7 separate regions of the Mus musculus genome follow, and regions 1, 2, 4, 5, 6 and 7 are each linked to region 3. A link is a loop called in an ENCODE intact Hi-C map of the cell type or tissue named here. Cell type or tissue: gastrocnemius. All regions are shown on one strand.

Region 1 (4,000 bases), 76 kb before region 3:
TTATATCTATTAGCCTAGTGCAGATTTTATACATTCTTTCTGAGGGATATGCTCTTGAAATTTTATTTATAACCATGGAATTAATACACAAACCAGTTTAACATCAACTAGAGCTTCAGCAGAGTTATTTCGTTTAACATGAAGGCCCTTTCTGGGGTTGGTAATAAATCGTCTCCCTAATATGTTCAGAGCTTAAGGGTAAAGCTATCTCTCATGGAAAGAAAGATCTCAGTAAAATGAGTCCCACTTTAGAGGGCTGCAGTAAATTTAGTTCTAGGGCTTTCCCTCTGCCTTGAAATCTTCCCTGGAAGATTATCTGAATAATATTGTAATCTGTAGTATCTCTACTGAACACACACACACACACACACACACACAGAGAGAGAGAGAGAGAGAGAGAGAGACAGAGAGAGAGAGACAGAGACAGAGACAGAGACAGAGACAGAGACAGACAGAGACAGAGAGAGACAGACAGAGACAGACAGAGACAGAGAGAGACAGAGAGAGACAGAGACAAAGAGACAGGCAGATACTACTATTGCAATTTTATTTCTTTGTACTTACTAATTAGGTTTATAAAGAAATATTTAGGGGCAGAACCCTGCCCCCTCCCGCCCTCCCCAGATTCTGATGTGAGGGCAAATTACCTGGGAGTTTTGTTAAATATAGATAATGCTTACATCCATGATTCTGCATTCTCACAAGCCAAGCAAACCAGCAAGCAGAAGATAAACTGCGGGCAGTGAAGAAGCTACCGTTGCTCAGACCACACTTTGACTAACAAATCTCTACTTGTGTTGGCAGATACAGCAACACGAGCATATTCCTATTATATTTGAAAAAATGTCGGGATTTCAGGCTCATTAATGCTTTGCACACTCTTAGTACCTACTCGTCAGTAGTGAATCAGCACAGCAGGCAGCACAGCGATTGTACGGCCTGAAGTGTTTACTTTCATACTCCTAGAAGCAGCTACTGGTCAACTCAACCCGAATACAGAAAGTTTAACTCTATTGAATACATTGCCACAGATAATTCTTCTAGAAATGTCTAGAACTTGCCAGAGGAATGATTTGTGTGCTAGAAGGTACATAGTCACTGACTAGGCAATGATCTAGTCTAAGCTGCATGACGTTCCTCTTGAGTCCATTTTCATACCTTCTTGTCTGCTGCTCCAATGCAGCTCAAGGCTCATACAGTGTAGTTCTTCATTTTAGATGCTGGCTGAGTTCTCATTTTGGTCCTCTTGAAAATGATCTCAATGAAAACATTTGTGTTCTACCAATTATTTCCTTTTTGATCTATAATTCTTATGGAACAACCATAGGCATTATAACGTTGGTAAATTATCCCCAAATCAATAAAGCTGTTAGTAACCAAATGAAAATAGTAACAGGAAATACAAACTTAGCAACCAAACAGCCAAACATATTTCTATAAAACATTCTACATATTTGGCTGTGTACCTGTCCTGGTGACATGTTAATCTATCCACAATTAGCTCTTATTTTATAGGAGCCTATTATTAATTTCAATGCCTTGGATGGTAAGACAAATGTTCCAAGTGATACTTCACTGCTTCCAAATTAGCTTTGGAGTCTTTTTGCAGGGTGTAAATGTCACTATATTACGCACAGCACTTGAGACTGCTTCCTGAGCATAGAAGGGGTTGTGTAATTCAGCCATCTTATCCTCTGGATGCTCTTCCTTATGAACAAGACCTGCATGGTGATAAGTACATGGCACACTTCTCAGTGCTCCTTCGTGACCAAGACACAGTTTGGACTTGGGCGCCACATAGTCTCCAGTGCCACCTGCCCAGCGTCACATGAGTCTTCAGTATTTCTGTCTCCTGAGAGTTGGCATGACAAGTATACATTTGGCCTTAGCATGTGGCTATGTGAGATCATTGGCTTGGATGAGGACATGGGGTGAATTCTCTCAGGTTTCCCCAAGGAAAGGTGAAGTGAAGATTGACTGCAGGGTAAGGTTAATAGCCTTAGCAAGATTCTGCCTCACACTGTGTCAGAGCACAGAGAAACCACTCAAGCATTAACCAGGGATTTAATTCTGTTGACAGATAGCCCAGCTATGCACTGAATAATCTCAGGGGTGAGCCTCAGCTATCTAAGGGAGCTCAATAAATAGTACCCCTCCTTTCTCATATTAGAACTGAAAGTGGAGGGGAACTTGGAGTAATTTGCTGGGGACTGTATCGGTTACTCTTCTCATTACTGTGACAAATATCTGAGGGAAACAACTTTATGAACTTATTTTGGTTCAACAGTTTTGAAGAGTCACAGTCCAATATGGCTGGGCTGATGAAGCAGGCCTACTAATGGTAGCAGGAGTGTTTGATGAACTCCTATTCACATTACCAGGACAGGATGCAGTGTGTGTGTGTGTGTGTGTGTGTGTGTGTGTGTGTGTTTGTGTGTCTAGGGGTTATACCTCCAAACACCCATCCTAAACAACTGGTTAACCTTTATCCAGCTAGTGCCTACTTCCTAAAGGTATCACAGCTTCAAATGTGAGTGTCACAAGCTGCAGACAGAGCATTGAGAAAAAAAATGAATTCATGGAGAATAGTCTAGATTCATACCATGGCAATGTGGAAAGGCAGCTTTTGACATGGCTCTCGGTGATATGAACCCCCTGGTGGTCCCTGTGTAATCCCCTCCCCAGAGTGTGGGAAAGACTTTATAATTCGCTTCTAACTAATAGATCGTGACAGCTGTGCTGGGATATCATTTCTGTGATTATGTCACACGAGACTGTAGCTTCCAATTTGCCAACAAACTCTCCACTTACTCTCTCTTTCTGATGAATTTGAAGGAGCTGGGGTGCAGAGACATTTGAGAGGCAAGAAATTGAAGGCAGCTCCTGTCAACAATACGGTGAGAGAACTGTAGCCCTCTATTCCCCAAGAAAGGGACTCAATAATCATAGGACATTAGAGATAGGTTTTTCTGTAGTTGAACCACTAGAGGAAAAGTTTTCCCAGGCTCACAGCTTCATGGAAGCCTTACAAAAAAACCTTGGCGTAGGGAAAGAGCTAAGCCACACAGAGTCCTCATTAACAAAAACTGTGAGATGATGCTGAATGTGTGTTTTAAGTTGTTAAGACAAGCTAGCAGTGGGTCTTTGTTTCTAAGCAATGGATGGGGAATATAAGTGGGTTTTGGAAATGGGTTGACTTATTGGTAGGTTCTGACATAGGCTACCTGCTCAGTCTCTAATGGTGCTGATCAATGGTATTCTTATTAATTAGGTGGCTGTCTCTGTGTGCTAGTTGGCTTTTTGTCAACTTTATGCAAGCTAGGGTCATTGGGAAAAAGGAACCAGAGTTGAGAAGATGCCTCCATTGGACTGGCCTGTAGGAAGCCAAAAACAATCTTGTGGCTAATTTTGTTTGTTAGATGAATGAGGTAGAGGGCCCAGCCCACTGTGGGCAGTGCCTTCTCTGGGAAGGAGACACTGGATCACATAAGAATTCAGGCTCAATGAGCCATGGAGAACAACCCAATATAATAGTTGTCCTCTGTTTTCTCTGCTTCATTTTCTCCACTTAGTTCCTGCCTTGACTTCTTTTCAGCATAAATTATAAACTGTTGACTAATAAACCATTTCCTTCCAAAGTTGATTTACCCATGGTGTTTTATCACATCAATAGGAAGATCTAGAACACTGGTAAAACCTGCCCCCACCCCCACCCCATGGGAACAGGAAAAAGAATGTTGTCAGTGAATCATTTTCTATGTTACTGGTGGAAGAAGGAAGGCTGCTAATCCAGTTTGGTCCTCTTACTGAAGTAACCAGATGCTGTGATGTCCAACCAGGTCCATTGGAAAAACAGACTAGAGAGAAGGCAGAACCTTTCTTTTAACTAGTCTTTCCAAATATGTAAATGAAAATGGGTTAGGTGTCATTGAGTTTCCTGGTTTCCCAGAGACCCAGGAAGCAACTCCATGGAGAGGAAGAGTATGGCAGAGGGGAAGGG
Region 2 (4,000 bases), 230 kb before region 3:
TTCTTTCTTTCTGTATCCCTTGCTTCCTTCTTTTATGTAGCTCCCTTTCTAGCTGTCTTCCTCCCAGCAGCCATTGTGTGAAAACTTGCTTCCCAGTTTCTCCCTGATAGCTTGGGTCATCTTAATCTTCACCAGCTCTTGGTGCCTGGCACAGAGTTAATGACCACACTGGAGCAACTTCCTCCTCTTCCTCCTCCTCCTCCTCCTCCTCCTCTCCCTCCTCCTCTTCCTCCTCCTCCTCTTCCTCTTCCTCCTCCTCCTGGGTTTAACTGTGTAGCCCTGGATGTCCCAGAACTCATTCTGTAGACCAGGATGGCTTTGATTCACAGAGTTCCACCTGCCTCTGCCTCCCAAGTATTGGGATCAAAGGTGTGTACCACCATCACCTGGCTCACACTGGAACTTCTTGAATCAATGAATGAATGAATGAACATATTCAAGTGTGTTGTGGTACCCAGGTCTTCTCTTTGCTCAGTCTCATTCTGGTCTGTCACAAGGAACAGCAATGACTGGAATTACATTGTACAACAGTTTGGTTCTGATTCTACTACTTTTTTGTCCATGGTACAGACTCTAGTGTTAACGGATGTGAATCTTCATGGGCCTCTGTACCTACCTCTTTTGCTTAACTCTATGGCTAGAATTCAGAAACAGATTCCCTCCCTGCTTTTGACAGTTCTCATAATGCCTGCATTTTGTTTCCTTCCATCACCATCTCTTTGAAAGATCTATATTATTTACTTTGCGACCCTGTGGCCATTTTCCTGAGGATCTAAATAGCACCTCCTCTCCTATTCCTGTTTTCAGGGAACCAGAGACTTTCTCTGTCAGGACTCTACTCTCCTAAACCTCCTAGACAGCAGCTACTTGCAGAATTTCCCGTGAACTGCTTATCATTGTCTGATCAGGAACTCCCTAACCACAGGTGCTAAGGAGTTCTGTCCTAAAACCTAGCGCAGCTCACAGCCAACTCAGGGAACATAAGGTAACTCAACTTCTGGATGTCTTTGACTGTCCAAGCCTTAGCTACCATTCTTCCGTCTGGTAAGTTACTGAATACAGCAAACATAACTGCACAAAATGCATGGAGGTGAAAATAAGTCATCCAACTACTGAAAAGAAGAGTAAGCAGTGGTGTTTATAAATGTTTAGAAGGATCTAATTATTGGCATATTGAATGTGTATGTGTGTATGTGTGTGTGTAAAATTGGTTGTGCTTATCTGATAATAGTTTCATATTTTAGTTGCTCACTATGTATTCTAAAAACATTAAGATTCTATTACACACTGTCAGGTCAAGAAATAATTATTGGAATCTTCCTCAGGAGTCCATCCTGTGCTAAGGACAGGGATCCCACTTTCCATCCACTCGCTCATGGACTAATGCTATTGATCTACCGCTCTGTGCTGTCAGGCACTTTCTGACTTATGATCCATTCCTGCACATTTTTGCCCCAATGGGTTTTGGAAGGCTGCTCTTGTCTAAGAACTAGAAGAGAATCATAAACAGTTGTTAGACACTGCACACAATACGGTAGTCCTTCCTGACCCTCAGTGCCACTCAAAATAAAAACAGTGAGTTGTAAAGTACATTCAAGGAAGTTCAACAAAGCAATCAGTTCTCACTCTGGCTATTACTCCAGTGGTTTGGTTAAAGCTTACATAAATCACAGACCTATTTCTATATTTTTCTCTTTTAATTGTTGTCAGGGACTCTCGTTGGCAGGGGCCATAAGTAATATTTAGTTGGTAATTCGGTTCATGGGATCTGTGGACAGGTAATTAGATTTAAACAACTAGCTACAACATAAAAAGAGACTCATTCTATTATGCAAATGTGTCCAGAGGGTCAGGGGTGTGAGCACATTTCTGTGTGAGCAGGAGTCCTCCAGAGCAGGGGTCTGTGGGAGCGAGACTCCTTGTGAGCAGGGCCTCCTAGCTCTCCCTTTTTGCTTTCACATCCATATTTAAAGGGGAAATTGTTTCCAGGTTGAAGACATAATGGAATGTACAGAAATCATAGTTCATACCAAAAAAAATAAGGTAACATATGGCCACTAGGGAGTCCTGTGAGATGAATGAACTCAGATGTATCTGCCTGCGTTTTTGAAGTTTTGTGGGTCTTGTTATGGCAAACCTGAAGTGCGAAATGTTTGTCTTGTGTCTGAGATTAAGAATTAGGATAACTGCAAACTCAAAAGCTTCCTTTGCGTGATTCTTTTTTTTTTTTTTCTTTCTCTCTTTCCATAGTAACTTTCAACTTACATGGAACGTTCAAAGAGTAACATCAAAGGATTGTATTATCAGTTAAGTTAGGATAATAGACTTGGGTTTCACTCTTGTCAGGAAAGGGAAACTTTTCCAACTTGGAGTTAAAGTTCAATTTGTTGTTCTTGGCAGTGGCCCAAGAGGGAAATCGCATTCAGGAAAGAGGCTTGTTTGCAGAACAGCTATATGATCCAGCAGTGGCTACGAGGAGATCATAGACTGGGATGATCAAATGAATGTTCACACATTACAGACAGAATGAAGGTATTCCTCTTGCCTCGAATACAGTTTTCTTCAAATGCTTTTTTTAGCACTCCTTCCAAGCAGCAAACCCCGGCTCATTGAAAGAGGAGAAAGATCCCCACATGGCCTGAATTCTGGTGGTCTTTCTGTGGTGATCAATAATGTAGGTCCACTGGATCTCATGCTTTTGCTTCATGTAGAGGGGGATTGCCTGACACTGATTAAATTACTAAGGGAGGTTTCCCTCTAATCTCCAACGAGAAGAGAGAAGGCATGTGTATGGCTGGTGTTACATTGTGAAATGACTGAGAAAGAGGAGTCCTACCTGGATATTTACCTATATCTCTGACAGGGGCCTTCCTTCTTATGAAAGCTGGGATTCTCATGTTCTAGCTATATTTCTCATGGCTGTGAAGATTTGCCCGACACCAACAACTCAAGGGAGGAAGGACTTATTTTGGCTTATGGTCTCAGAAATGTCAGCTTATCCCAGCTGAGAGTGTATGGTAGAGCAGAGCGAGTCACAGCCTGGTGGATGGGAAGTGGAGATAAGGCCTACAAGAAGGGAGCGGGGCAAGACTTGAAATACCTTACCTTCTATTTCTCACAGTCTCCCATTGCAGACCTCGTGTTACAAATCTATTTTAAGGTTGATGCATTCATTAAGCCAGAGACCTCAGGAACCAGTCACTTTCTGACAACCTATCAACTGGCAACCAAGCCTGCAGTATGTCCTGGGTAGGATGGGGATGGGGTGCAGTTCATATTCAAATCATAGCACCTAATGCTATTGCAACAAAAAGAAAGTAGTGTGTAGAGACACAGAAGAAAGAGACAGGGTAGAAGGGCATAGGTCATAGGGGTATAAGCCTGTGTAAAGATCAGTTATGTTTTGGCCTGAGGATGGTGGGCCATGTCTGTGGCTGGTGAGAGAAGATTCTCTATGGATAGAACTCTTGTGTTTTTTAGTGTAGATTATCTCTCTCCTAATACTCTTGGGGCCCAGTTTATCTGTGCTTGGCTGAGAATGGAAGGGGGAGAGGACAGTGGATGTCGAGAGATTAACATCACTTCTTACAACCTTTCATTCCACGCCCCCCCCCCCCACATCCTATATAAGGCTCAGCCATTTCATTCATTCATGGGAGGGAAGGCACTTAAGTCTAGCCATGGAACAGAATAGATGTGTGTTCTTCTATTTTCCTAAATCTACCCAGGCTATCTTATTCAATCTTCAGTTATATCACTATTAGGCATGTCCTTCATTTATTAAAAAATACCCAGTAATGTGGCATTCAGAATAATGCCATCTATCAGAGATGTTCAGCCTTAACATCTAGAATGTGTGAGCTAATATTACACAAAAAGTAACCTTTTTAGATTACTTTAAAAAGGCCAATCTGGTCTACATAGTGAGTTCTAGGTCAGCCAGGGTTGCATAGAAAGACCCTGTTTTAAAATAAAACAATAAAAAAAATGAGAGATTATC
Region 3 (4,000 bases):
TGCAAGGCAATATTAAAACAATGCTTTCTTCTTTCCAATGTGGTCAAACATCAATTGTTGTGTGTGTGTGTGTGTGTGTGTGATATGGGGGAGGGAGAAAGAGGAAGGGATGGATAACAAGAGAGGGAGACAGTCAGACACAGAAGACAAAATCAAGCAGATTGGCTTTTATAACTTTACATTTCTTTAAATGCAATCAAGTGAAGGTCAGTGTACAAGTCTCTTTGGGTGCCATGCCCATCCAAGTGCAAGTACTGATTGGTGGCTCAGTGGAGGTGGACTTGGATAATAATCATGACCAAATTCATTGAGGAAGAAAATTGTTGTCCTTAATGGTGAAGGCATTTTCTTGTCTGGGATTTATGATAGTAGAATTCCTATTAAGTTGGCAACTTTATAGTGATATCTTCCAATGTTCTAATCCATATTTTAGAACAACTAGGGGATTTTGAACATGAGTGGAGGTGAAATGTCCAAGAAAAACTTTGAGTACATTTCAAATGTTTATGTTTGACAAGGATGGATGTCTTATGCATTTATGCACTAATATTTACCATCTTCAGTATAATGTGGGAAAAGTTTTACTTGTAAGCAGGAAGAGTCTAAGAGAAGATACTCTTGGTTAAGCTGCTTTGTGGAAAGTAGGTATTATTTTCTCCATAACAGTTTTAATCATTCGTATATGGCTTTCTAACAATGCATGATCATTCCTATTACAATATAAACAAGTTAAATCTTACTGGGAACATAACTTTCTTTTCCTTCTCCCAGGAAGAGGCCTTCTACTTATATGTGCTTAGAGATGCTGCACATCACTTTCTATACAAATATGTAGATGGACACTTGGGTAACTACTAGGGTTGACATCTTTGGCAGGAGGGCATCATTGTAGCACAGCTGAGTCTCTTCACTTCCTTATACTTTCATCAGATTTGGTCATGAGATGGTGACTGAGTAAGGTGGCTGCAAAGCTGCTATTTTCAAGAACAAGTCGCCCTGAATTCTACATATATCTGGCATGTCCAACATCGCTCACAGTGAGCATCTGCAGATCATATTTGGCTTTAGAAGAGCCCTTTGCATCTTTCAGTGATCTGCACTTGTGAAATACTTTGTTGTTTATGAAGCTTAACTTTCTGGTAACTCCTTTAGAATTCACAGTGACCTTGGGATATTGCAGAAGGGGGGAACTAAAGATCAGAGCTTATGATCCTTCCCAGGTCTCACAGGGAAGAGCCAACTTGGTTTCTAATTGAAATCTTATTCAAACCCAGGACTTCTGATTCTTTTTCTTCATTTTTTCCCCCAAAAGTCATGAGATAGTACAAAACACCTTATATTAGACATTTTATTTACTATGACCACTATACCTGCCTAAAACAACTTAAGGGAAGAGAGATATGTTGTGACTCCTGGTTTTTGAGTGGTCAGTTGGTAGAAATAACTGAGATACTCAGTATGGTAGACTATTTAAAACACCGTGAAACAGGGAGCAGAGGAAGAGTAATAGGAACCAGGCACCTGTCATCACCCTCACAGACTGGCCTCTGGTGTCTTACTTCCACCAACTAGGACCCATTTCTCACAAGGTCCCCAGCTTACACAAATAGTGGCCCTAGGAGGGACACAAATATTCAAAGCCTAAGCCAATGGGGGACATTTGATGTTTCCCACAAATCTTGTAGAATTATGCCAAGAAAGGAGACTCTGAAGAGAAGTTGTGATATATACTTCCCCCATGATAAGGCACAGAATTAAGTGTAAAGAAGGGCCATGTGTCCTTTTCTGCATGAAGTCATCATAGTTCCATGAAACACATCTAAATGACACCAATGACACCAGCAAGGAGGGCACTGAGTTGACTTAGAACTGGGTCACACACCTGTTCTTCTAAATATAAGCAAATTTGCAACCTGAGCCACTGGCTGTCACTGAAAGTTAAGCAAGCAAAAGCTGGGGATGGTGCCTGCTGTAGCCTGGCCCAGAGCTTCCAAACGCAGCAGGCCAAGAAGGCCTTGGGTATTTGGCACTGAGTGGTATTGGTCACTGTGACCTCTCTCAGTGCAGAGTTTGATTGCGATCCTTCTTATCCTTATTGTTATTTTTAAGTATGCTTAATTTGCTACTCTGGTTCAGCTCGTACCCAGCTTGTTGAATGTTCCAAGGTCCTCTTGGTTCATGTGTGTGCAACTAGCTTGAATTTTCGTGTTAGGAAAAAAAAAAAAAACCTTTCCCTGAGGGAAATTGTTACGCTTCAGAACACTAAATCTATGTTTGGATTATCTATGGGGAAAGCAATATTATTTTAAACTCCAGAGTCCCTGGATATCATTATATGGCTCTTTCTTGATACTGCACATTCTTCTTTCTAACTTTTGCTCAGAAGGGAATGGCTCATGATGAGGCTTTTGGGAACATTCCACACTACCCTTAACAGATGCCATTTTGCAGATGGTGTCAATTCACAAGGCATAGCTTATGACTTGTTATAGCAAACATGGTAGCCCTTATCCAATCTGTGAGAAGAGGTTGATCTGCTTGGCCCAAGCTCTTCTAATAGTCTAGATGATTATCATGAATTCTTAATGCATTATTTCTAGATGCCAAGAATTGACAGGGATATTTCTTAATTCTCTTTTGAAATACCTGTTAAGTCGTTTTTAAAAATGCAATTGAGAAAGAGTAGGATCATGGAAATTTTCATTTTTTAGAAAATTTGCAAAGAAAATGAAAACTTTATATAACAGAAATGAGGGAAGGTTTCCAAAAGGTTGTTCCTTCAAATCCTTACTACAAACAGCATACAGTTACCCCTAACATCAAGGGTCTACATTTCTGTTCTCTGTGAGTTTGAGGCCAGCCTGGTCTATATAGAGAATTTCAAGCCACTCAGGGTTACATAGTAATCAAAGAAAAAGTAAAATGAATAACAAACAATTAAAAACATGGAAGAAAAAGGTTCTCCCAACATAGTGGGGAATTAACAGGGCCTTGAAAACAAACTTATACAGCTCTCATTCACAACAACCTGGCAATTTGGTGAAACTTTACTAATAATGACTGGTAATGTGCGAATTTTTCTTTGTATTTTGATGGTAAGTCCTATTTACTAATGATGAAATGCTAAATATTTATGAACATGTGCATGTATAATAATGCAAATGTACATATGTGTATATGGATATCTTGAAGTATATGCATGTGCTATAGAACTCAGAGATCAATGGTAGGTGTCTTCCTCAATCACTTTTTCCTCTACATTAAAAAAAAAAACAAAAAAAAAACAAAACAAAACAAAAAAAACTTCTTTCACCCTTTCACCCTTGATTTGTACGTTTTGGGCCCTTTTTTGTTTTGCGGAACTCTTTGCTTTCTTTTTCTCTTTTTACAGGATTTTAATTGTTATTCATTTTTTTGGTCCATGATTATTATGTGATCCTGGGTAGCCTGAAATTCTCTGTGTTTACCAGGCTCAAACTTACAGAGAACAGGAATGTAGACCCTTGATATTAGGAGACACTGTATACTTATTGTAGTGAGGGTTTGAAGGAAAATACTTTTGAAGACCTTTCCTTACATTTTATTGGGTCCTAGAAGAGAAAAACACTTTATTTCAGGGCCTGAAGTAATCATGTGTTTAGAATTATCTATTTTATAGCTAGAATGACCAAAACTATGGTGCAAAGTTGGGTTAAAGGTACAACTCTGTAACAGAGCACTTAACCTGACTTGCAGGAGATCTTCTATTCTATCCTCAGCAAAACAAAAAGAAAGAAGAGGGGAAGTGGTGGGGGGGGGGAGGGAGAACAGTGAGTCCCTCTGTAGTGATGGCAATGTATCACTGGGGGTACAGTTCAAACAGGATCAGAGGGTTTGAATATATAGCATCAGTAAGTCATCCAGAGTATCCTGTCTTCCTTAAGACCTCAATTGTCTTAGTACAATGGTTGTCTCAGTACCTAGATTGTCTCAGTAGCTCCATTGTCTTAGTACTGCAGTT
Region 4 (4,000 bases), 340 kb after region 3:
AAAACCACCAACATGGGGATCCCTGAACAGGGTTTCTCAGAACATATAAAAGATGAGAAGAACACATAATTTCAAAAGAGATTCGTTCTCAAGAGAGGTGATGCTAGTATGGACTGAGATGATAACCAGATGAGAGCTCCATTGCAGGATGGAAGGAGCAAGTCAATAGAAGAGATAGAGGAGGAATATCAAAGGGCCTGAGAGAGAATTTGCCCCAGAGACTGGCCAGAATGGATATCTAAGTGACATCAGGGGAACAGGGAAGAGCTGAGCTGCACCTCAAGCAGCCAACAGAGCAACACAGACAGCGAACCACAGCCTTAGAACAGCACAGACTCATATGGTTCTGTCACCAAACCCAGCAGCTGAGCGGACAGCATTGGCAGGCAGGCTTTCCACGCCAGGCATGGCACTAGACGCCTCAGAAGTGTGCAACCAGGTCACCTCACCCCAGTCTGTCCAGAGTCTTCTTCCTTGTACTGCCCAGCAGCAGCAACAACAACAATAACAACAACAACAACAACAACAAACAACAACAACTTCCTGCTTTCCCACCCACTCCTCAACAACAGCCACCCTTGAATAATCACATGATTTCACAGGCAGAAGACCTCAGTAACTCCTTTGGACAAATGAGTCTTAGCCGCTAAGGTTCTACGGAAGCAGCTGACCCATCCTCAGCGTTTTTCCAACCCCCACTTATCTCCCAGCATCCTCAGCAAGCTAGTTTCATCATGGCTTCTGCAGGAAAGCCCTTCCCTACTTTCAACTTTTCCTTCCCTCCCCTCCTCTCCCCTCCCCTCCCCTCCTCTCCCCTCCCCTCCCCTCCCCTCCCCTCCCCTCCCCTCCCCTCCCCTCCCCTCCCCCTCCTCTTCTCTTCTTTTCTTTTTCTTTTCGTTTTAAAGATATTTTCTTTATATACATTTCAAATACTATCCCAAAAGTTCCCTATACCCTCCCTCTGCCCTGCTCCCCTACCCACCCACTCGGCTTCTTGGCCCTGGCATTCCCCTGTACTGGGGCATATAAAGTTTGCAATACCAAGGGGACCTCTCTTCCCAGTGATGGCCGACTAGGCCATCTTCTGCTACATATGCAGCTAGAGGTACGAGCTCTGGGGGTACTGGTTAGTTCATATTGTTGTTCCACCTATAGAGTTGCAGACCCCATTTCTAGCCATGCTTCAACTACCCAGCAAGTCCGGCTACCCCAAGGCTGCATGCAGTCACCTCAATAGTTCCAGGGTTCTTACTACCCTCCCGAACAGTATCCTAATCCCAACCAGCAATATTGCCCTCTGTCTAACCTAATCCCAACCAGCAATATTGCGGTGGCCTACATCCCCTAATGTGGACAACGGCTTTCTCAAGCGTCCCAGCAGCCTAGCTTACAACCCATGATGTCTAACCAGCAGCAGACAGTTTACTGAGGCATGCTTGGGGTCCCGCAGCCTCAGAACTGGGGCTTACTCAGCAAGCAGAGGAGCAGCATGGGAGGCCAGATGCAAGACCTGGTGGCTCAGTACACTCCACTGCCTTCTTACTGAGTCCCAGTGGGCAGTGACTCACAAAACGTGGTCCAGCCACCTTTCCAGCAGCCCGTGCTGATCTCTGCCAGCCAGTCTGTACAAGGAGGCCTCCTAGCAGGCAGTGTGTCTGTGGAGTACAGCATGATCCCTTCAGCTCAGTAGAACCGGAGGAGCCCTTCTGTGAGGTTTCCACAGACTCCTGGCTCTGAGCAGTACCAGATGGCTCAGCATCCCTCTCCCTGCAGCCCACCACAGATGCCACAGCAGGACTCAGGACTGTCACTTTCTGGACCAGGTGTGGTGGTCATGCAACTGAATGTCCCTAATGGACCCCAGGACCCTCAGAATCCATCCATGGTCCAGTGGAGTCACTGCAAATACTACAGTGGACCAGCATGTTCAGAAGCCCGGAGATCTGATGATAACCCTCAGGCCAAAGCACACATGGGCAGCAGCCCCTTCATATCTTCCCAGTCTCCACAACCCTCTCCTGTCCTAGTCTCTGCATCGACTGCACTGGACTCAGCCCTCTGCCTGTCCTCACACCATCACCTCTCACCCCCTGGCCTGGAGGTCCCACACAGGGTGATGGGTGCTATTCCCTATTGGGTCAGCCATTACGATACAATCTGTCCATCTGCCCTCTCTTGCTCCATGGCCAGTCAACTTACACGGTGCACTAGAGTGGATTGAAGCATAGAAAATGAGGCAAGAGACAAGCACTAAAATCTGCCTCCACTGACCTGGGGACAGATGTGCTGGGAAGGGTGCTGGAGGTGACTGATCTCCCTGAAGAAATCACCTGAATGGAGGCAGACAAACTCTTCACCCAGCTTACCTTGTCTGGTGCCAAGACATGACAAAGTGGCTTAAGGATGCTCAGGGCTGCCTGGTGCAGGTGTGGGGAGGGGGGAGGTCAGGGTGGGGGAGCCTGTCAACAGTGGGACTGCTGAGAATGGCGGCCACTCAGACCTCTCTGACTTGCACACTATAGTGGCTGTGTTCCCCAGACTCCTGGCCACACAGAACGTCTCCCTTCACCCAACAACTCTGTGAGTCGCTTCAAACTTCAAGTGGTTGAAAAGAACTAGGACCTGAGGATCATGGAACGAGTTAGCTTTCAATAGCTTGTGGAAGGGATGGCCTGGCAGGAAAAACAAGGGCCAAGCACAGGGAGCTAAGGTGGATGACTGGGTCAGAGCCTACCACATTATGGCTGAAAAGGAATTCTCACACTGGCATGGGACTCCTTTCCATGGGACTCCCTTGTCATGGGTTCCTCCTTTCCCTGGTTGTTCTCCTTCTGTTTCCCCCTTCTTCCCATCTTCTATCATCTTTTAAAATCTCTTCTCCCAACATGAAATTAATTTCTTTCATATTTTTGGCTGAGTAGAATTGAGAGGGCCCACCCTCCTTTTCTCCCATTTCATCACCAGCCCAACCTTCCTTCCCTCTTTTGGTCTTCATGAATATATTTATAAGAACAGAATTAAGAAAAATAAATTGATTTCTCCATTTAAAAAAGAAAGAGTTGACTTGGTCATGGTGTCTCTCCACAGCAATAAATCCAAACAAGACATCTATCAATCAACTACTTTTCAGCATAAAATTGAGTCACAATACAAATGGCATGTGTTAATGTATTAATCCTTTTGAATTTTTCTCCAACAATATTTCTCTAATTGCCATTAATAATTGCATTTTCTGAACTAAGATTATTTGCAGTAAGGCAAAGTCTTATCAGCCATAAAAATGTATACAAAACGAGTACAAATGGCTTTTCCAGTTACCCTTGATGCCTTTGTAATGAAATTCAGTCTGAATTTAGAGCTATTAGCATTTTTTCTACTTAATGATCTTTACAGTGATGTGTCTGCAATAGATTCTTATAAAGGATTAACAGTGTCTTATGGAAATTTCTATTGTCATAAATGGTTATTTATTAGTGTAATACAGTAGTAAACAGCATGGGCTGTGCAGTGAGACATTTAAACCCTTTCTTTGGGACCTCATTTAAAAAGATACCATTCTCTTGAAAGTCATCCTGGGTCATTGTACCCACAGTCAAAACCAGCTCACTCTGCTTGTTATATCCACCCACTTCATCATTCTCTTTAGCATCTTCCTTGCAAGTTAATGCCTGACATATTTTATGATGCAAATTCCCCAAACACACTAAAGTGGCTGGCAGGAATTATGATCTATTTTATTTATCACTCTTCTCTTGCTTCATTGTGAAGTTGTGGCACGCAAAAGCAATAGATCTTATCTGTGAATGGGATCCTGCTCCCCCCTCACTGCTCAAGAGAATTACTGAAGAGCCCAGGCTTCAATCTCTCCCATTCAACACTGAGGGCACCAGTTTTCTTTCGGACATCATTTTCACTTAAAATCATGGAAAAACCATTCATCCATAAGAGTTTGCACAATCCCTAGTCCCATTCAGAGCTTGTACTTCATTGGCTGGCCATG
Region 5 (4,000 bases), 350 kb after region 3:
AAGTCTGCATTGGACCCAAGACTATTTCTTAGTTCATTCTTAACAGCGATTTATTATGTAAGGACAATAGGCCAGGCACTGTCCTGGGTGCTGAAATGTGGCATTAAGCAAATCAGTTCTTGTCCTGAAACCCACAGGTAAAGAAAGAAAAGGAAGAAACACAGCATGACAGGTTGCTGAGTATTGATAAGTACCATAAAACATTAGAGTGGCTAATTAATAGAGAGCACCTATTCCTTGGCTTCTTTTGCATAGAATTATTGCTATCATCCTCCCCGAAAGGACATTGTTTTATCAAAACCCTTAAATATGTGGGAGAGTGATCATGCAGTTCTAGGAATGATAGTATGACGGAGCAGACAATGTTGAATATAAAGGAGCAGAGAGGGCAAAGTAGACTCAGAAAGTATCAGTTCAGAGGTGGGTGGGGATGAGATTTTATGATATCAGGTATGCTCTATAAGATGCCTAGTGCAATGGATGAAGTGGTTCCCAAATAAGCAACAAAACTCTTAAAGAGGAGGGGTATATGACAGACACAAAACTGTAGCCATTATTCCAGTGATAGTTATGAGTTTGTTCTAATCACACAGGAGGAGATCAAATATGGCAGTTGTAGTCTAATGCTACCTCACATCCTTAGTTGTCAATTAATATGAAAAGATTCTTTCATCTTTGAATCATTTTGGAAGCGTCTAAGCACACTTGTACGAATATAAATACAATTTTTTGTCTCAAAATGTTTTTGTAAGAATAATTTTCTGTCTTCCTTCTCTGAATATCTTCATATAATTTTAGAAGTTTCAGCCAGGGCACTGTGCTGTAGGCTTCAGTATTTTGTACCTCTTCCACTACTGAAACATATAGAATATTATAGTTTGTAAGACCAAAATATGCATGAACCAAAGGAAGGTGGTGTTCATCTTCAAATGCCTGTTGGAAGTGACTAAACTCACTTTTGAAATTTAACTTTATAGATTATTTCCAAAGTCTAGTCCATGTATCAAGAGAGTAGATAATTACACCAAAACAGGCACAGGCCTGTGGAATTAAATGAAAGAGAACACAAGGAACAAGGAACCAAGTATGATTTGATTCCACAAACTTAGAAAAAGCCTGCCTTCTGCTTGAGGCAGCCCTTTGGCTTTTTTCCCTTATGGTTCATCTTATCTACGTTTGGGTTTCTCAGCTTCAATTGTAAAAGTTGTAATACAGAGCATCAGAAGATGCATGGAAGGATTAATGGGAGGTAGTTTCCAAAGCTTGAGGGGAACGCATCACTTGTTAATGAGAAATAGCCTCTGAGAAAGGATAGCATTAGAAGGAGAAATATAGAGAAAGCAGGGAATGAAAATAGAGAACAGAAGCTATTCTGATAGGGTCATGCTTACAACTGTGTTTAGCTGGGGACATTAACAAAACCAATCTCTTTTCTCTAATTCTCATCCAGGGTTAACTTTGCTTTTTTTCTATGTCAGTATTTAAAAATGTGTAGTTTCAGTTGGAGATACAGCCCAGAGATAGACTGTGTGTGCAGGAAGCCCTGGGTTCGATCTTTGGCATTAAAATAAATGACCAAATACAAAGAGAAACACAAAAGAAACTAATAAAACGATACAACAGATCAATGTTTTCTGGAACAAGTTTCTGCTTCACTTCAAATCTGGTCTTATATTCTGAGTATTACATGGGAACATCTAGAGGGCACCATGAAGAGAGCCATGGTTACCCCACACAGTATGTATTATTCAATGCAGGCTTTTAGAGCATAATTTAATTGACTTTAATTTTTTTTCAATTTATGATTGAAACTACTAAGAGTATTTTAATTTGTCTTCACATGAAAATTACTTCTTAAAATTTTAACTGTATGCTTAACCATAGTTGGATTATTTGTTCGTTTAAAATTAATTTTCTAATTGCTTTTAATCATACTAAACTTAATTTTAAAACTACTAAGTAGCATACAGGTAAAGAGCACATAATTGCAGGTATTAAACTGCCTTCACATATTGCAATGATTTATAGCAGACACATGTGTCATTTATTCATGAGGGAAATTAGACTATAAATTCTGTGCATTTGGTGTTTGTGCTTGTATCTCAGTTGACCACACAAAAAGCTACAGCAGGTTGTGAAATTTCTTACTGGCTGGCAGAGCAAAATTTAGTATTTGCCTTTGAACTCATGGAGACTAAGATCTAGACGTAGAATAATTGCCAAAGTCTAACCCATTCTAGTGGCAGTATTGTGTGATGATATTTCCATTCCTGAGTCTCAGTTCAGTTGCCCCTTTCTCAGCCACCCCTAGGCAAAAAAAGCAACTAAGTATATAGCTGCTGTAACATTAAAGCCTTATTTCAATTATGATTAAAATATATTCTGACCTCATTTAATCATCATTGTGGATTTTATACTATACATTCAGATATTTTTTAAAAATTACATTTATTTATTTAAACTATGTGTTTGTGTGTGTGTGTGAGAGAGAGAGAGAGAGGAGAGAGAGAGGAGAGAGAGAGAGAGAGAGAGGGAGAGAGAGAGAGAGAGAGAGAGAGGATAGCTTAGCTGTTTGGAATTGATTCTCTTTTTCTATCATGAAGCATTGGTGAATTGAACTCAGTTCATCAAGTTGGGTGGCAGGTGCTTTTATGTACTAGGCCATTTCCCGGTCCTTGCAATGAGATATTTCTAGATCCTAATTTAATAGACTGTCCATTAAATAAAACCAGAAGTAAGGGCTTAATGACCCCTTCAAATTCCAATTAGCAACTTTTGAATGACTTCAGTGTCAAAGGATGAACTGATTAAAGTTCTATAAGAAATCCTAGTGATTGTCATTTAACAGTTCCCAAACTTTTTCGGTATCCTCTGAACTTCTTCATTAGTCCTCTCACTTTATTGTGCTATGTTCATCTTGCTCCTCCCCCAACTAGAGCTTTAGGTGGCCTGAAAAAGATGTGCCTCCACAGCCCTTTCTAAGGGTTTGGATTTCCTCCGGTGACTTTTGCTCTAAATAAACTATTCTCATACCCAGGTAGATGAATGGCCCTACTTCATAAAGTAAGTGTTAGAATGTTTGGTTTCAGTGCCTGCCTTCTTCATGACTATCACCTTGGGAAATGTAGAAGGCTCCATAAGCTTTGGTGACCAGGGTTGTTTTTCTTAACACAGAGTTAGAATGTTGTAAACATGAAACTTAATGCAATAGTGGAGCAGGGAGGGGAAGCAAGTGATTGTGGAGCTTTCTCACAGGTCTGGACTACCACATCACCATACAAAGGATGCGCACATAGGCAGAACCAGGATTTTTAAAAGTACCAAGAAACTAAGTATATGCATAAATTAAAAATCTGTCGTCAACCAGAGCCTGCAAAGCAAGAAGCCCCGCATCAAAGTCCTCCCTGATTGGGTTGACAAATTTAAAGTCTGCCTCAGTATTAAATAACCTTCTCTGCTTAGGACCAGATCCAACCAAAGGGTGAACTTCATGTCTGACATTTAGTAAACCTTGCTTGGTGTGATTTATTCTTCTTCAGTTAGAGACTGAGTACAGATAGACTCCAAGGAGAACATTGTTCTTTCTGTTGTTCCAGACAGTGCTCTTTCTTAGCAAAACAGAGCCCAAGAAATGCCTAGCTTGTTCTCTTAGGAATTAGATTCTGTTTCCCCAAATACTATGGTTTGGAGAACAAAGCTCATTAATATTAAAATTACCACTCAAAGCCCCTCCGTTTACATGAAAACAGTGGCTGAGCTCCTTGATGGGCCTTCTCAAACATTGATGGGCCATTTCCAGATTATTCTTACACACCATTAAAACAAACAAGCATTGATCCAGTAGCTTAAAAATAAACTCATTATCTCATGTTTTTGAAAGTTAAGAATTTGACATGGTCTCTCTCAGGGACAAAGTCCTTGTGTCAGCAGGGCTGCATTCCTTTGCAGAGCCCCAGAGCGAATCCATTTCTACCTCTTAAAGGGCATCGACATTCCTTGG
Region 6 (4,000 bases), 390 kb before region 3:
GATACCGATGGCTTCTCAGACGTGCGCAAGGTGGGCTACCTGCGCAAGCCCAAGAGTATGCATAAGCGCTTTTTCGTGCTGCGGGCGGCCAGCGAGGCCGGGGGCCCAGCGCGCCTGGAGTATTATGAGAACGAGAAGAAGTGGCGGCACAAGTCGAGCGCCCCCAAACGCTCGATCCCCCTCGAGAGCTGTTTCAACATCAACAAGCGGGCTGACTCCAAGAACAAGCACCTGGTGGCTCTCTACACCCGAGACGAACACTTTGCCATTGCCGCGGATAGCGAGGCTGAGCAAGACAGCTGGTACCAGGCTCTTCTGCAGCTGCATAATCGGGCAAAGGCCCACCATGACGGGGCTGGAGGAGGCTGCGGCGGTAGCTGCAGCGGCAGCTCTGGCGTTGGAGAGGCAGGGGAGGACTTGAGCTATGACACGGGTCCAGGACCCGCGTTCAAGGAGGTCTGGCAGGTTATCCTGAAACCCAAGGGCCTGGGTCAGACAAAGAACCTGATTGGCATCTACCGCCTCTGCCTGACCAGCAAGACCATCAGCTTTGTGAAGCTGAACTCCGAGGCAGCCGCTGTGGTGCTGCAGCTGATGAATATCAGACGCTGTGGCCACTCAGAGAACTTCTTCTTCATCGAGGTGGGGCGTTCCGCTGTGACAGGGCCTGGCGAGTTCTGGATGCAAGTGGATGACTCCGTGGTGGCCCAGAACATGCATGAGACCATTCTAGAGGCAATGAGGGCCATGAGCGATGAGTTTCGCCCTCGCAGCAAAAGCCAGTCTTCATCCAGTTGCTCCAACCCCATCAGCGTTCCCCTGCGCAGGCACCATCTCAACAACCCTCCACCCAGCCAGGTGGGACTGACTCGGAGATCTCGAACTGAGAGCATCACTGCCACCTCCCCTGCCAGTATGGTGGGTGGGAAACCAGGTTCCTTCCGGGTGCGTGCCTCCAGCGATGGCGAAGGCACCATGTCCCGTCCAGCATCAGTGGATGGCAGTCCTGTGAGCCCTAGCACCAACAGGACCCACGCCCATCGGCATCGAGGCAGCTCCAGGCTGCACCCCCCACTCAACCACAGCCGCTCCATCCCCATGCCTTCTTCTAGATGCTCACCTTCAGCCACCAGCCCAGTGAGTCTGTCATCTAGTAGTACCAGTGGCCATGGCTCCACTTCAGACTGTCTCTTCCCGAGGCGCTCTAGTGCTTCCGTGTCCGGTTCGCCTAGCGATGGCGGTTTCATCTCTTCTGATGAGTATGGTTCTAGTCCCTGCGATTTCCGAAGTTCCTTCCGCAGTGTCACCCCAGATTCCCTGGGGCACACCCCACCAGCCAGGGGTGAGGAGGAGCTGAGCAATTATATCTGCATGGGTGGCAAGGGAGCCTCCACCTTGGCTGCTCCCAATGGCCACTACATTTTGTCTAGGGGTGGCAACGGCCATCGCTACATCCCAGGTGCTAACTTGGGGACAAGCCCAGCGCTGCCTGGAGATGAAGCCGCGGGTGCAGCAGATCTGGATAACCGGTTTCGAAAGAGAACTCACTCCGCAGGCACATCTCCTACCATTTCCCATCAGAAGACCCCCTCACAGTCTTCAGTGGCTTCTATTGAGGAATATACAGAGATGATGCCCGCTGCCTACCCACCAGGAGGTGGCAGTGGAGGCCGACTGCCCGGCTACCGGCATTCCGCCTTCGTGCCCACCCACTCCTATCCCGAAGAGGGTCTAGAGATGCACCACTTGGAACGTCGTGGAGGCCACCACCGTCCAGACACCTCCAACCTCCACACTGATGATGGCTATATGCCCATGTCTCCTGGGGTGGCTCCAGTGCCCAGCAACCGCAAAGGAAATGGGGACTATATGCCCATGAGCCCCAAGAGTGTATCTGCCCCACAGCAGATCATTAACCCCATCAGACGCCACCCACAGAGAGTGGACCCCAATGGCTACATGATGATGTCACCCAGTGGTAGTTGCTCCCCTGACATTGGAGGTGGGTCCAGCAGCAGTAGCAGCATCAGCGCAGCCCCTTCTGGGAGCAGCTATGGGAAGCCATGGACAAATGGAGTAGGGGGGCACCATACTCATGCCCTTCCTCATGCCAAACCTCCTGTTGAGAGTGGTGGCGGTAAGCTCTTGCCTTGCACAGGTGACTACATGAACATGTCCCCAGTGGGAGATTCCAACACCAGCAGCCCCTCAGAATGCTACTATGGCCCAGAAGATCCCCAGCACAAGCCGGTCCTCTCTTACTACTCATTGCCAAGGTCCTTTAAGCACACCCAGCGCCCTGGAGAGCCAGAGGAGGGTGCCAGGCACCAGCATCTTCGTCTCTCTTCTAGCTCTGGACGCCTTCGCTATACCGCAACTGCCGAAGATTCCTCCTCTTCTACCAGCAGCGACAGTCTGGGTGGGGGTTACTGTGGGGCTAGGCCAGAGTCAAGCCTCACACATCCCCACCACCATGTCTTGCAGCCCCACCTGCCTCGAAAGGTAGACACAGCTGCACAGACCAACAGCCGCCTGGCTCGACCCACAAGGCTGTCCTTGGGGGATCCCAAGGCAAGCACCTTACCCCGGGTTCGAGAGCAGCAACAGCAGCAGCAGTCTTCCCTGCACCCTCCCGAGCCCAAAAGCCCAGGAGAATATGTGAATATTGAATTCGGGAGCGGCCAGCCTGGCTATTTAGCTGGCCCTGCAACTTCCCGTAGCTCTCCTTCAGTTCGATGTCCACCCCAGCTCCACCCAGCTCCTAGAGAAGAGACTGGCTCGGAAGAGTACATGAACATGGACTTGGGGCCAGGCCGGAGGGCAACCTGGCAGGAGAGTGGTGGAGTTGAGTTGGGCAGAATAGGCCCTGCACCTCCGGGGTCTGCTACGGTTTGCAGGCCAACCCGTTCGGTGCCAAATAGCCGTGGTGACTACATGACCATGCAGATAGGTTGTCCTCGTCAAAGCTATGTGGATACCTCACCAGTGGCCCCAGTCAGCTATGCTGACATGCGGACAGGCATTGCTGCAGAGAAGGCGAGCCTGCCTAGACCCACAGGAGCTGCTCCTCCTCCATCCTCCACAGCCTCTTCTTCTGTTACACCTCAAGGAGCCACCGCTGAGCAAGCTACTCACTCTTCCTTGCTGGGAGGCCCTCAGGGACCTGGGGGCATGAGTGCATTCACCAGGGTGAACCTCAGTCCCAACCATAACCAGAGTGCCAAAGTGATTCGCGCAGACACTCAAGGGTGCCGGAGGAGGCATAGCTCTGAGACCTTCTCAGCACCTACTCGGGCTGGCAATACGGTGCCCTTTGGAGCAGGGGCTGCAGTAGGGGGCAGCGGCGGTGGTGGTGGTGGCGGCAGTGAGGATGTAAAACGCCACAGCTCTGCATCCTTTGAGAATGTGTGGCTGAGACCTGGGGATCTAGGGGGAGTCTCCAAGGAGTCGGCTCCAGTGTGTGGGGCTGCTGGGGGTTTGGAGAAGAGTCTTAACTACATAGACCTGGATTTGGCCAAGGAGCGCTCTCAGGACTGCCCCTCTCAACAGCAGTCCCTACCACCCCCTCCCCCTCACCAGCCCTTAGGCAGCAATGAGGGCAACTCCCCAAGACGCTCCAGTGAGGATTTAAGCAACTATGCCAGCATCAGCTTCCAGAAGCAGCCAGAGGATCGTCAATAGCGTAACTGGACATCACAGCAGGTGCGTTTTTATGGTGGCAAAGTCAGAAGACAAAAGTGCTTTTACCATGGGGTGCTTGAGTTCTGTTCCTTCCCCTCCTTCTCTTCCCACTCCTTCCCACAGTGTCCTTGGGGAGGATACTTTTTCAGGAGGTGTGGGGGTGGGGTGGGGAAGGGTCAGGGTACACAGATGCTCACCTCGCATTGACACCTGGCAGATAGTCAAAGAACTGTGTTTGGAGCAGCCACAGAAGGGCTTCTCTCTGAGAATCCCCAAGTGTAGAACTCGCCAAACTTAACGTTCTATCAAATCAGTTCTA
Region 7 (4,000 bases), 380 kb after region 3:
TGCAATTTTAGACAGGCATGAGACAAGTAAATGAAGAATTGATATTCAAGTAGGAATAAATTATATCATGTCTACCTCAATGAAACAAGGCATTATAAAAGAGTTAGGTCATATTTGACTTGAACAGTGAATTTACCACAATAGATATCTATGGGAAGGGGTTTGAGAATTACATTTACAATTGCTTGGGGTAGAACAAGCTGGGTAAGGAGCATGAAATAGCCTATGGAGAGTCTTAAAAGTTAGTGTAAAGCTTCAAAGCTAATTAAGTAGCTAGAGACGATACTCTGAGAATATTTTAAAATAAAATAGTGAAAGTTTTGTTTTAAAATATTCTCTCTCGCTCTATCTCTCTGTATGTGCAGGCTTAAATGAACACAAGTATGCCCATGTACTACATGCTCCAAACTCACAAATCAACTAAGGAAAACGTTGCTTTCTCAAAATCAAACTGAAAGACACAAGCAATGCATAGCACTTCCAAAAACATTATTTAAGGTCCTATCAAACTAGATAGTTCTGTAACATATATTGAAGATCAATTTTTACTGATTATGTTGGTTTCTGATTTGAAGCCAATCAGAATGAATGTCAAGAGTCAGGAAAAAATAGATATTAAAGACAATAAAACTTAAAGCTAGAAAAAATCTGCAAATAATGCAAATGTGTGTGTGTGTGTGTATGTGTGTGTGTGCACGTGCGTGTATATGGTGTTGGATGGAGTATAAAGAGATTTTGTTCACTTTCATTGGTGTCATTTTGGGTACACTCATAGTGCCTGCAATCAGCAGGACAACTTTAGAAAATGAGAAAGTATTACACTGGCTTCACTTTTGAGAAATATGGTCTTGGGGTTATAAGCTCAGCAACTCCCTATACAGGAAGTGTCTGGACAATATCTGGATTGGAGTAGTATTTCTAAACTGCCAAGTTCATGTATTGTCATCAGATTTTCCACATACATATTAACAAAGTATTTCCATAATGAGTAAAACCTTACTTCTGCAGTATACTACGTTTGGAAACATTTTACTAATAAGAATACTTATGGAAGAATAATTTCACATTGCTAATGTTTAAACTACTCCCAAATTCATATTTTTTTGCTCATCAAAACATGTTTCAAATTCTCCCAAGAGATAAAATGGTTTCTTTTGTTACTGGCTTAACTTGTAGAGTCATTTCCCCTCAGGATAAACCATCATTATTTTTGTATAAGCATATCCCAAACACATATATGAAGATGTTGAATTACATACTTCCGCAGCTTGGATGTAAGCGATGGGAACGTTTTCCAAGTCAAAGCATGTTAAGAAGGGCCGATGACCATCATCTGAGCATCACTTGTCTAATCGCAAGGATTACACCTGGAAACTGGTCATCATCACCGAAGAGGCAGGGTTGCTTGGGATGTGCCTCATCAGAGTGACTCATACCAAGTTATTTTTCTCATAAATCTGCCTATTCCCCCACCATCTGTTATTTTCATTTTTCCAGAAAGTTAAAAAAAATACTGATGGAATGTTTTGATCCAAGTGTAGTATTCCTTGGTCCCAAGATGACATTTCAGCCAGGCCTATAGTTGGGAGATTGCATCGGGCTATTTTCTGGTACGTGAATCTCGGTGAGACATCTAGAGGCCATAGGCAGAATTGCTCAAGATTTTCTTTACTGATGGTAAACAGTAGGCCAGGCCTGTGAGCATAAAATGAATTTTAGATTTGCAATGAATTACTGGAATGCTCTCTGAAGGTCTTATGTTTATAAAATAAAATATGTTACTATAGGAAAGTTGGTGTGCATTACGGTTGAATATGTATTTAGTCATTTGGAACTGGACACACGCAAGGGAATGCACATTCGAAGGTTTTAGTCTAGATGGCATTTTGTTCAAGTCAAACATTACTCATCATGCAGTGTGTAATGTATCCTTTCTGTGTCTAACATGGAAGAATGCAGAGATGATCCTTACATTCATGCACATTATAGATGAACGTGAAAAGGGATTTTTTTCTCCTTTGTCAATGTATGTGCGTGGACTTGTGAGAGTAGTACCCAACATGTGCTATATTATGCCTCTGGAGTTCAGAGGATATTCTCACATGCTGGATCTCTCCACCTACCTTGTTTGAAGCGGGGCCACTCTCTCTGCTTGCAACCAAGCATCCCAGGCTGACTGGTCCATGTACATTGTCTCCATCTCCTATTTTACCCGAGGAACACTGAGATTAGAAATGAGCTACCACATCCAAATATATCTTCAGTCTAGAAAGATGGCCCAGAGGTTAAAAACACACAGTGCTCTTCCAGAGGACCCAGAGGATAACTTTCCAGAGGATAAATTGGTCCCAACACCCATGTCAATCAGCTTACAACTGCCTGTTAACTCTGCTTCTAGTGCATCTGACTCCTTTGGCCTTTGCACACACCTCCACTGGTGTGCACATACATGGTTTTAAAAATATTTAAACTTGCTAAATATCATATGTGCTTTCAAGGCAAGGCCATAATTCATGTACATAGTCCTATTGTAAAAACTGTGTATCACCTTGGGGGTAATAAACACATGGATATCACTTCTGGAATCAAGACCCAGAGGGATGTTCATTTCTGACAATTCGTTTGAGCTAATTCTTATTTATTTATTTATTTATTTTTACGGTCTCTGCTTGCATCTCCTATATTTTGGTAGTAGCTCACTCTTTTTATTGTTAGAGAATCTCCTCTCTTCTCTTGATCCATATGATCTGGATCCTGCCCCCATCTTTTGGAGTGGTAAAGCAGCTTTAGACAGAATGTGATATTGTATGGAAAAGGGAAAAATTGAAATATCTTCTCCTAAGATCTGGTATATGGCACAAGTGCTCACTCTGTCCACTACAGTTCAGTATAGCACTAAAATGCCTGTCCATAGTAAATTGGACCATACGTTTAAAGACAGAGTCACAATGTCTCAAAGACTAAAATGTAAGAGCTGAAACTTTGAAAATACTAGAAGAAAACAGGAAAACCTTCAGGGTAGCAGATAGATGACACTGGCTAAGTCTTCAATAGTGTGAACAAAATTAGTCAAGTGTGTTTATATCTACCTAAAAGCATATACACAATAAGGAAGACATTCATAGTGGAGAGAATGAGAAAAACTATTTGTAAGTGCTTTATCTGTAAATAAATTATATAGAGAATATATATGTGACTCTACTCAACGTATCAGGATAATGGGCACATTTAACATTTATTTTTATTTTTTATTTCATATGCATTGATATTTTGCCTGCATGTATGTCTGTGTGAGGTTACCGGAGCCTCTGAAATTGGAGTTACATACAGTTGTGAGCTGCATTATGGTTGCTAGGAATTGAACCCAGGTCCTCTGGAAGAGCAGCCAATGCTCTTAATTGCTAAGCCTTTGAAATTTGTATTTGTATTTTTATTTGAAAATGGTTATAGTTGAAGGTGAGAGATTTATCTGGGCATCCATTTATCAAGAAGATATGCAAATGGCTGCCCAGTCCATGAAAAAAAAATCAACATTGTTAATCACTGGCAAACATTCAGACCCTTTCTAGCTTTTCCAGTATAGATATTGCTGCTTCAAGAACAGGAGGAGGGATACTTTTTGTTCCTTAGACATGATGTGCATTTATCTCTTTGGCTTTTATCAGGAAAACATGAGGACAAGTGTAAGAGATAAGATATTTCTTACCAATAATACTTAAAATTAGGAACTGAAATAAGCTCAGAGAGAAGATACAAATTATGACTAAAATTTGGAGTATCCTCATTCTTTATAAACTCCCATAAAATCATCCAAGTGCTTAAAAAATTTACAACTGGCAATTTTTTTAAAAAAAGTATCTTGTGTTTTTGCCATTTTAAGTTCCCAATCGATTTTTGACTTACTAGTGATCCTTCCAGTAAAAGATATTTTGTTTCATTTTTACTCACAGAACTCCTCACAGGTGATTTGTGATGTCTTTCCCAAGCATATCTTGTCATA

Evidence for each region. Hi-C counts contacts between places; a loop is a spot of excess contacts. Peaks named below come from ENCODE experiments on the same cell type or tissue, not always from the same donor. Only the 100,000 strongest peaks of a DNase experiment are listed, where the experiment ranks them.
Region 1: it touches region 3 in a loop (11-fold over the local background); 2 of 42 quality-filtered maps call a loop at or near these places.
Region 2: it touches region 3 in a loop (2.2-fold over the local background); 2 of 42 quality-filtered maps call a loop at or near these places.
Region 4: a loop joins it to region 3, with 2.4 times the contacts of the local background. A loop is called at or near these places in 2 of 42 quality-filtered maps.
Region 5: a loop joins it to region 3, with 4 times the contacts of the local background. A loop is called at or near these places in 2 of 42 quality-filtered maps.
Region 6: a loop joins it to region 3, with 6 times the contacts of the local background. A loop is called at or near these places in 5 of 42 quality-filtered maps.
Region 7: it touches region 3 in a loop (2.4-fold over the local background); 2 of 42 quality-filtered maps call a loop at or near these places.

What each region holds. Positions count from the first base shown.
Region 1 is chr1:81,971,494-81,975,493 of GRCm38, reverse strand. No RefSeq gene overlaps it. Among named protein-coding and RNA genes, the nearest start is that of Mir6344, 160 kb to the left of the region's middle. In gastrocnemius, no CTCF peak of the experiment used is centred here; no DNase peak of the experiment used is centred here; H3K4me3 peaks cover 199 bases; H3K27ac peaks cover 2,818 bases.
Region 2 is chr1:82,123,136-82,127,135 of GRCm38, reverse strand. No RefSeq gene overlaps it. Among named protein-coding and RNA genes, the nearest start is that of Mir6344, 6.8 kb to the left of the region's middle. In gastrocnemius, no CTCF peak of the experiment used is centred here; no DNase peak of the experiment used is centred here; H3K27ac peaks cover 1,512 bases.
Region 3 is chr1:81,895,410-81,899,409 of GRCm38, reverse strand. No RefSeq gene overlaps it. Among named protein-coding and RNA genes, the nearest start is that of Mir6344, 230 kb to the left of the region's middle. In gastrocnemius, no CTCF peak of the experiment used is centred here; a DNase peak (open chromatin) is centred at 1,994; H3K27ac peaks cover 3,048 bases.
Region 4 is chr1:81,552,809-81,556,808 of GRCm38, reverse strand. It overlaps the pseudogene Gm6198. Among named protein-coding and RNA genes, the nearest start is that of Nyap2, 480 kb to the right of the region's middle. In gastrocnemius, no CTCF peak of the experiment used is centred here; a DNase peak (open chromatin) is centred at 1,653.
Region 5 is chr1:81,545,180-81,549,179 of GRCm38, reverse strand. No RefSeq gene overlaps it. Among named protein-coding and RNA genes, the nearest start is that of Nyap2, 470 kb to the right of the region's middle. In gastrocnemius, no CTCF peak of the experiment used is centred here; no DNase peak of the experiment used is centred here; H3K27ac peaks cover 2,505 bases.
Region 6 is chr1:82,286,479-82,290,478 of GRCm38, reverse strand. Irs1 (insulin receptor substrate 1) reads left to right here. Exons shown (of 2, transcript NM_010570.4): 1 at 1-3,702. The coding sequence ends at 3,681. Among named protein-coding and RNA genes, the nearest start is that of Irs1, 3.0 kb to the left of the region's middle. In gastrocnemius, CTCF peaks have their summits at 201 and 1,653 (motif pointing right); DNase peaks (open chromatin) are centred at 2,899, 3,352, 3,535, 3,822 and 4 more places; H3K4me3 peaks cover 4,000 bases; H3K27ac peaks cover 4,000 bases.
Region 7 is chr1:81,514,390-81,518,389 of GRCm38, reverse strand. No RefSeq gene overlaps it. Among named protein-coding and RNA genes, the nearest start is that of Nyap2, 440 kb to the right of the region's middle. In gastrocnemius, a CTCF peak has its summit at 1,648; a DNase peak (open chromatin) is centred at 1,607.